Linked DNA regions of Homo sapiens: region 2 is linked to region 1. The links are chromatin contacts, found by Hi-C in ENCODE. All regions are on one chromosome and are shown on one strand. Each heading gives the region's core, a stretch centred on a gene start or an enhancer-like site at or near the end of the contact. The rest is flanking DNA. Distances are from core to core; before and after follow the strand shown. Region 1 overlaps RMEL3 (enriched in melanoma 3). Region 2 has its middle 120 kb from the start of LNCBRM.

Region 1 (4,401 bases), core at 1,524-4,023:
TTCTTGCCTAGAGCTTGGGTTGTTCCTTTTTCTTATTGCTATTTTTATCCCCTTGATGGTGTGGGTTTTTTTCTGAAATTTCACTTCATTTATTTCAAAACAGTGCTTTAAAAAACATCATGCCATTATTATTTCCAAGTACTATGTGAGGTCACAACAGTGAACATTACAAATAGCAATGAAGCAGATTAGAGCAGTTCTTTCTGGGATCAGATTCAAGATTTATCTACAGGACAGAGGTCTCTGGAGGAATCTTTGATATCCAAAGGGTACAGTCAACTCCTAGCAGTCATTGGCAGAATTCAGGGCAGAGAAACAACTGTGGATATATGAAGATATATGTGTAGTGTCCTGTTTGAGGGTGTAAACTACTGATTCTGAGGGGTCATTTATAGAATCTGCATAACTTTTAGTTTAATGTGGACCCCTAATTAATGGTAAATAATAATAATACCTACCACTCAGAATGCTTAGGTGATGTAAGAAGAAGTTTACCCCTGAAAGAGAAAAATGGAGGGAAATTACATTTAATAACAGGATGAGTGTAATAGTTTTTATCACTACTGTAACAAATCATCACAAACTTAAGAAGAGTTTAAAACAACACAGATTTATCATCTCATACTTCTGTAAGTCAGAACCGTAGGTTGGCTAGGCTGATTTCTCTGCTTCAGGGCTCACAAAAAGGCCAGGCTGCGTTCCTTTCTGGGGGCTCTAGGGAAGAGTTCACTTCTAAGCTCATTGAGGTTGTTGGCCAAATTCAGTTTCATGTGTTTGCAGGACTGAGGTCCTCACTTTCTTGCTGGATCTTAGCCAGGGGTCTTTGTCAGCTTCTAGAGGCCACCTGGATTCTTTGGCTCATGGCCCCTTCCTCCATCTTCAAAGCCAGAAATGGTGGGTGGAGTGCCTCTCACACTCTGCATCCCTCCAGCCTCTTCTTAGGTCTCCTCCATCCTGCAGCACCTCTCTGAAGGACTCTTTTGCCTTCCTCTTCTGCTTCTAAGGGCTCATGTGATCATAATTATGCCTACCTAGGTCATCCAGAATAATCTCCCTTTTTAAAGTCAGCTCATGGGTAACCTTAATTCTGTCTGCAACACACCTTCACAGTAGTATTTAGATTCATATTCGATTGAATAATCAGAGATGAGAATCTTGGGAGGACATCTTTAAAATTCTGCCTACCACAGTGGGTTAAATGGGATTGACAGAGCTTCTTCCCCAGTGGATCTCTATAGGGCTTTTTAGAAGTTCTTATGGTTCTTTCAGAATTTAGGACATTTTCTATGATTATATTAACAGAATTGAAGAGTCTGATCTACATAGACCCGCAAGAGAGTCAAAAATATACTGTGTATGTGTGTGTGTATGTTTGTGTGTATATGTGTGTGCATGTGTGTGTGTGTGAGAGAGAGAGAGAGCGAGAGAGTGGCGTGAGTGAGAGAGAGAGAGAGAGAGAAAGAGGAGTATGCCCAAACCGGGGAAGCCAGTCTGGCAGATGGTGTAATTTTAAGGCCTGGCTGGGTGGTCAGCACCAGCATGAGTCTGCATCTGCTGCAGTTAGTAGAAGCAAGAGCTGTAGGAAGGAAGAAAGCCAGTGGATTTTTCTGGTTGGTTCTTGGATATGTTCAGGAGGTGTTACGGGCTGAACTATTTTATCCCCCAATTCATATATTGCAGCTCTAACTCCTGGTCCCTATGAATGTGACTATATTTGGAGATGGGGTCTTTAAAGAGGTAACTGAATTAAAATAAAGTCATTCAGGTGGCCCTTAATCCAATACTGTTTGTGTTCTTTTAAGAAGAGGAAATTAAGACACAGAGATGTACAGAGGACACCATTTGAAGACACAGAGAGAAGATGGCCACCTAAAAGCCCAGGGCAGAGGCCTCAGAAGAAATCATCTCTTTGATCTTGGACTCTCGGCCTCCAGAATCATGAGAAAATAAATGTCTGTTATTTAAGTCACTCAGTATGTGGTACTTTGTTATGGCAGCCCTAGTGGACTAATAGAGGAGGATTCGTTTCCACAAGGAAGGCTGAAATCTTGACCAGGGAGAAGCTGGTAGCTCCAGCCTGCAGCAACTATCTTTCCTTCATCTGGTGGCAGCTGGGGTTTTCTCAGCTAGCATGGACCTAGAAAGAATTCTAGTAGCTGCCCACATCCACTCTGGGGTTCATAATGGTGGGCTCTGGCCATTCCCACTCCAGACACCTGTCACGAGTATTTGGGTTGAGGGCACATGCTCCGAGTGGATGTAGGATGGAAGTGGTCTCTTTCTTGGTGATTTCAGGGCCTGCTTAGCAACGGGGTGTGGGCAACTTGCTGCGCATACTCTGGCTTCTTTATTATCTTGTCCTCTAGGGCCCTGCAACCCACAGTCTTGCGATTTTGGCAGAAGGGCTGTGGCATGCCTAGTTTTGGAATGAAAGGAATACTGGGGAAAGGTCAGGTAGTCTGAGTTCCTATCCCAACATTGTAAATGATTAGAAATTTTACTGTGGGCACATTGCTACTTTTCTTCATCTGTAAAATGAAATGGTTGCATTCCAGAATTCTGTGATTCTGTGAATCATTGGTAGATATAGATTACCTAGATGGTTTAAAATATGAAATCTGAGAAACACCACCATATAAAGTTGAAGCTCAAACTCAAACTTCTCTTCCTAGGAAGTGTGGAGAGCTTCATAACTTCCATGCTGTGGTGCTTCTACTGGTGAATTTCATTTAGTTATTCATTTGTTGTAGCTAAAAAGAAAGATTTCACAATAACCACTTCTTGGACAGGATTAAAGTTCAACTCAGGAAATCTCAAAGTTTGGCTACTAATTCGCTTTCTATTTTTAACCACACTTCATTTCACAGAATAATATTTTCCTCTGTGTCTGAGTGGTGCTCTAGAAACAGAATTTAGTAATGAAAACCTGCTTCTCAAAAGCCCTGTTGCTCTAATGAGTACCTACCCTGAAGGGTATGCCCAAGTTCAAGGTATGGAACTCTGAGCATGTAAAATTTTCATCTGTTGTTAATTATTGCTGTATGTATTCAGTTTTCTGAAGTCAGATGGTTTGTAGTAAGACATTGAAGTTTTATGTCCAGTAAATATTTGTATACACATCCCCCAAATGTGTAGAATAAACAGAATGATTTTCAACTTTCTGTAAATTAAGGTTATTTTGAATTTGAAAATGCTTGAGAAGGAAAACAAGCCTCTCGGTGAAACTGGGAGGCTTAATTTGTGCTCATCTTCCTTAGGATTTCCTTTGCAAAGTCGAGAACATGAAGTGCAGGGTCTGGATGTGAAACTACAAGTTTTTGCTTGGGTAAAATTTCTATGAGCTTTGGCCTACTCTCTAATTGGAATGTGAAATTTTGAGCAAGTCCATCCAAATTTTATTAATTTGGCAGACCATTATACCTTAATGAAAAATGAACAAAATTTGCAGTTTTTGACATAGAAAATATTTTACCTCTAGACCATGAACCTCTTTGGAAAAATTGTATTTCTTCGATGAGGTGTACTTGATGATAAATTTGGGAGCTCTCACACACCCAAATGTATAATTTGTAGTTGGTCATCTTTTGTTTATTGATATTATTCCAAAACTTCTCAAATCTTTTTTTTTTGTCACCATGGAGTGGTTCTCGTAGATTTTAAGCAAAAGTTGAAGAGAAAGCTATGATTTCTAGTGAATGAAAAAATAATTGTTAAATTTTTTTTTGAAAACAATTGTTAGGTAAGAGCTTATAATTAAGGACCAATTCTAAGAGCAGGAAAATGAGGGAGAACTAGCCATTTACTATAGCAACTGGAGTAAAAACAGAAAATGAAAAGGTTTTCTGTAGCCTCAGGTACAATTGAGAGAAGTGTTGTCAGCAGGGGTTTAGGTTTGAAAATCGAGGACTTTCTTTTGATCCTCTGGTACTAAATTGAAAGAGTTTCGCTGGATCCCCAAAAGGCCTTACATTAACAGGAGGCTGCCACTCATGAGCTTGTGAGTGGGGTGGGGGTAGGGGTTGGGGAAGAGTTGGGAGGATGTACCTATAAATAATGAATTAGAATGCAAAGTCATGTGAAAAACGTGCTATCTTGAGTGACACACTTATTGATGAGAGGTGGAAGGAGGAGCTAATGATGGTTTTTGACTAAGGCAATTGAGGAAGTTTCTGTGGGGAGGTGGCATTTTATTGGGGCCTTAAAGAATGAATAGTAGTTGATAAACACAGGTAAATTTAAAAAAATAACAATGACAGGAACTAAAATGTGCACATTAGGCATTGTGCTAAGCTCATTTAAATGTATTATCTCTTAAACCTTACAAAAACTCCATGGTACATGTAATTATCATCCCCATCTTAAAGGTAAGGAAACTCAGGTAAAGATAATTTGACCAATATG
Region 2 (4,754 bases), core at 1,593-4,092, 280 kb after region 1:
TTTATCAGCCTAAGGTATGGTGATAGCTGGGAGCAGGAAGACTGTGAGTTATTTGCATGGGAGGGCTATGTGTCCTGGACCATGGAGAAAGGCAGACTTGTAGCTTATCTGCTTTCTCTCTGCTTTTTCCTGCTCCCACCCACTTGATTCCTTTTTCCTAATTAGGACTCCACATTTCCTATGTGTCTTAAGTTAAAGAAAGCTGGGAAAGTAAAATTACTTTGCTCTTAAATGAATATAAATGTAATGGCCAACTTTTGACAACTGGATTTTCAGCTAAGAGTCTGAATGTGCTGAATATCTTAGCTTCTTCAGATCCACTCTCTTTTCTGTCCTGCTCTGTGTTCCAGGGGGCTGTAATCTAAAGGCTGGCCTCTTTGTCCCTGGCTTTCTTTTGTAATTGGCCAGTGGGGAACTCTGGCAGGGAACTGGAGGGTGAGAAGAGAGAGTTGTGGTATTTGTTGCCTCCATTTCCTCCCTGCCTGGGCACTGGCTGGTAGTGGCTGTGCTCCTCCACCAAATATCGGCTGCAGTAGAGTGGCCCTCTTCCACCAACCACAGACATCATCACATTTCAGCTCCACTCCTCACCTCTTCAGGCTTCAAGGTGGCCATGGATCATTGCTGCTGACTCTGAGAAGCTGCCCCATCTTGCCTGTGAGGATGGTGTGGTGTGTCAGAACCCACTCCAGCACGGAGGCTCTTATTCCTCCAGCTGTGAAGAAAGTTGCCCTCAGTGAAGAGCCACTTCGGCCCATGTTTCCAGGGTCAGCAAGCATCCAGTGACTGGCCTATCTGGGGATGAATACAAAGGCTTGGCCTTTTGTCTAAAAAGGAATAATTTTCAAGGGCCATGCCAGCTTCAGAGCTCCCTGTGGGATAGCCTCACATCTTTGTTGTGATTGCAACGAGGTTCAGCTTCTACTTCTGCTCAATTTTGTTTCCCCCACCTTCACAAGTGTTAATACCATGGGCACTCCCCAAGAGACTTTCTACAAGAAAATTTCATCTCAGACTCTCTTTCCCCCAAGACACTACCCACATCTTTAATACATCTTTTCACTAAAACCTCTTTAATCACCCTCTTTGAGTATGCTATTTGCTTCTTGATGAGACACTGACAGATATACTAATTGTTTTCAAATCAGGAACATCTTTGTTCCACGTAAACTTTCTTCCAGCAATTTTTTTGGAAGCAGTGGGAGAGAATTGTTACTCAGGGTTAATCTAGACCATCGAGGAAGAACTACCTAGTAAAGTAGAAGAGACAGAAACCTGAAGATAATGACCTGACCACCTTAAAATTTATACCATCATATATCATCATGATTCAACTATTTGGGCTACATAACAATAAATATAATTATAACAATAACAATAATAAATTCTACATGTTTACTTAAAAGTAAGCAAAATTTATGCTTTGTCTTAATGGTCTTGACCGAGTCAATGTTGAATACATTATAAGCACAGTCTCAAATAAGAAAACAAATCAGGAAAAAAATTATTAAATAATTGTGTGGGATTATTGGATTCACAAAATAATAAGTTGATTGATCTTGTTTACACTTGAATTGGTTATGATACCAATTCAGCAATTATTTTTGTCCTATATAATAGCCAGCTATGTTCCATTATCTCCTGGGAAAACAGAAGAATGAGATTCAACTGCACTAGCCAACTCTCCAGCCAATACAGGCAACGTTCTGTGATCTAGAAACATTGCTAAGAGTGTCCGCAAACTCTTTCCCTGGAAACCTCAGAAAACAGACAAATGTCTGTCTGTCTTGGATGGCATAATTGCAGTGCTGTGCTGCTTGCAATGGGTCTGCTCTCAGTGACCTCACAGTCCCCATAGCCAGGACATGGTAACTTCAGTATTTTGAAAGATTGAGAATCAGCATTCCTGTTTCTTAAGGGGGAAAAAAGGGGCCAATCAGAGACAAGGGTGGCTTGCTTAAACTGAGTCTAGTGTGGGAATGAGTTTCTGCCTTTCCCCAAATGGAATTGGTAGGATATTACGCTTCCTTTTTAGAAATCTAATAATCAGCATGTGAGCTTAGTGTCTTCACTCCTCATCTATGTCTGTTACCAGACAGTTCATCTTTTAAGGTAAATGAAGTTGTTTTTTTTTAATGAGGCATTAGAGTGACCTTAATCCTTCTAGACAGACATTCCCAGGATATTTTTAAGAGGTGGCCAGGGAAGGAGCGTGTGATTTTTGGCAGTCTGCTGACCTCAGCATGACCTGAATTAGAACGCCCCATGGAAATGCTGTGGCCTCCCTGGACCTGGAGTTCAGCTGATGACTCACCAGGGGCCAGGCAAGCATGAGTCATTCCACATTGCAAATGGCACTGAATGAATGCCAGTCTCTGTTTCCTCTCTAGCCTTGTTCTAGTCAGTCTACAGAAACAGAACAGCAACCATTTGCTGGTCCCACTTACGTCTCAAATGAATCCCAGCAAATGATGTGTCATTGAGGATAATACATGTTGCAGCTACATATATACCCTGAAAAATAACATTTAACTAAGCAAGAAGGAAAATATTTAGAATGGAATTCAAATATACTAATTTGATTCTCTGTGTCCCATTTCTGATTTGAACAGAGCCGCCGATTGTTACCTGGTATGCAATTTTAGATCCCTGCATTCCTGTTGTTCCTAACAACGGCTTGAAATTCCTTGCACCTTAAATGGTTTTCCTCCCTCCTTATCAGCAGTGAGAGTTGATAGTCTTCTACTCGTGTTCTGAAACCTTCTCTGCAAATTGATTAGAAATAAGACGTACCCAATTAACAAGATTATGTGCATTGAAAGAAAAGCTATCCTTTTGATGATTTATGGGAAATGAGTGTGTGTGTGTATGGGGAGTACAACGAAAACAAGAAGAAACTAATCTCCGCATGAGATTTTGGATGTGCAGAAATCCATGTTGGAACTTGCTTGAGCCAGCCAAGTAAGGAACAAAGAGAAAAATATCTTATTTAATAGCTATCTTCCTGGTTTTCTCCCTTGCTTTTAAAAAGGTATATTGTTATTTGAATTATAGGATAATACATGCTTATTGTAACAATTTCAGTCATGAGCAAGTAAAACTGGTCATTTCTTTTCCTCTGATGAATGTTCAGTTTGCTTTCGGTTTTCCCAATTACACACAGTGTTGCAATCAATATTCTTTCACATGTATCTCTGTGTATTGGTGCTTTTATTTCTCTTGGCTAGCATCAGAATTCAAAAGGTTGCATATTTCTGACAGACTAGGTTCTCAAAAGGTTGTGGAAATTTATAATCCCATCTACAGTATTTAAGAATCCCAAATTCCTAATCTCACCAACTTTGAAAGCTATTAACCTTTCAAAATTGTTGTCCATTTGAATGGAAAAATGCTATTTTGGGGGTATTTAATTTGCAACTTCATTTATACTTACCATATCTACTGCTTTTTTTTTTAATTTAAAAAAGGAATGTGAAACACTGAAACAAACTCAAATATTATGGATGTCACTTAAGAATAAAGGAATGGCTTTTTTCTATTCACAGATTAGATGTGCAGGAGAAAAACAGTAATATTAAACAAAGCAAAAGATAAGTAAAAACAGTATTTAGTTGGAGATAAATTAAGAAACTTCTTATTCATATCACAGTTGACATTGTTGTTAATTATTCTATGTGAATTGTGAACTTAATTTGGAAAATATGTACTGATATATTACATATTAAAAGCTTTGTTTTTGTTTTAAAATGTGCTGAATAAATTTTGTTAGTGAAATATATTAAGGTGAATACAGAAGAGCTTGTGCGTTCTTCCTTTTGTTTTAAAGTCATATTTCTTGGGTTCAGAGTGACACACAAAACAGAGGACTTCAGGTGCCTGAGGCAGTGGTTCTACATCTTGGCTACATGTTGGACTTGCCAGGAGTCACCTGGCAAGCTTTATTGGCTACTGATGCCTCCATCCCACACTCCAGAGCTTCGGATTTAATTAATCTGGGATGTAGCCTGATTAGGGGATTTTTAAAAGCTTCCAGGTGATTCTGATGTGCAGCCAAGGTTGAGATCCACTGATCTACAGGATATCTTTATTTCACCCTATTTCTTATCCTGCAAGAAATTAAGAAAATTGAACGAAGGAGATTTGCATTATTAATGAAGCATAATAAAATACAGCTTATGACAGAAAAAGCTACACAGCTTTTGCTACTTTCAGGGGACCAGTTTACCGATGCAAAAAACAAAAATCCTTCTCCCATAATGATGTCAACTCTCTTTCGCTCTCTCTTACACACACACAAACACTGTTTTCATTCTGATAGATCATAATGGCTTGTTTGTCTTGCCCTTGAGTTGCATAAGTTGATCTATGTACCCAGGGAAAAGGTACTGACTTTCTATCTAAAGAGATACTGGGAAAATGTCTCAGCTAAAGGAAAAAAAAAAAAAATAGCCACAGCAACACATCACTTTCTGCTATGGAACAATGTTACCCAGGCAGGCCAACCCTGATTTTCCTGCTTTCTGAAGTCCAGCCAACAGGGAAGTGCCCCACCTTCTTTTTGCCAGAAATCGTAGGGGCGATTTGATTCCAGTACGTGCTTTGAGCAGTGAAATGGGGTGCTGGTGTCCTCTAGAGCGGCAGCCTTCCAGTGTTTCATAAGCCATGAAAGTGCCTCCCCAAACTCAGAAACCTGTGTAGTTCCTGGGTCCTGGCCTATAGTTTTGTCTGTGTCCTCATTATCACAACACCAGCCC

What was found. Hi-C counts contacts between places; a loop is a spot of excess contacts on that map. Pooled maps may share reads with other maps.
Region 2: a map of ascending aorta shows a loop between it and region 1 (1.9-fold over the local background). The contact joins two enhancer-like sites. A Hi-C loop is called at or near these places in 1 of 168 maps with a recorded cell type or tissue (ascending aorta) and 5 of 50 pooled maps.

The regions. Positions count from the first base shown.
Region 1 is chr5:57,406,083-57,410,483 of GRCh38, forward strand. All of the region lies in intron 1 of RMEL3 (enriched in melanoma 3), which reads left to right. Among named protein-coding and RNA genes, the nearest start is that of RMEL3, 13 kb to the left of the region's middle. Within about 2 kb of position 2,774, at least 2 of the 41 ENCODE cell types and tissues checked have a DNase peak (open chromatin) inside an H3K27ac peak, as active enhancers do.
Region 2 is chr5:57,690,954-57,695,707 of GRCh38, forward strand. No RefSeq gene overlaps it. Among named protein-coding and RNA genes, the nearest start is that of LNCBRM, 120 kb to the left of the region's middle. RefSeq lists enhancers at 1,670-2,869, 2,189-2,483. Within about 2 kb of position 2,843, at least 18 of the 41 ENCODE cell types and tissues checked have a DNase peak (open chromatin) inside an H3K27ac peak, as active enhancers do.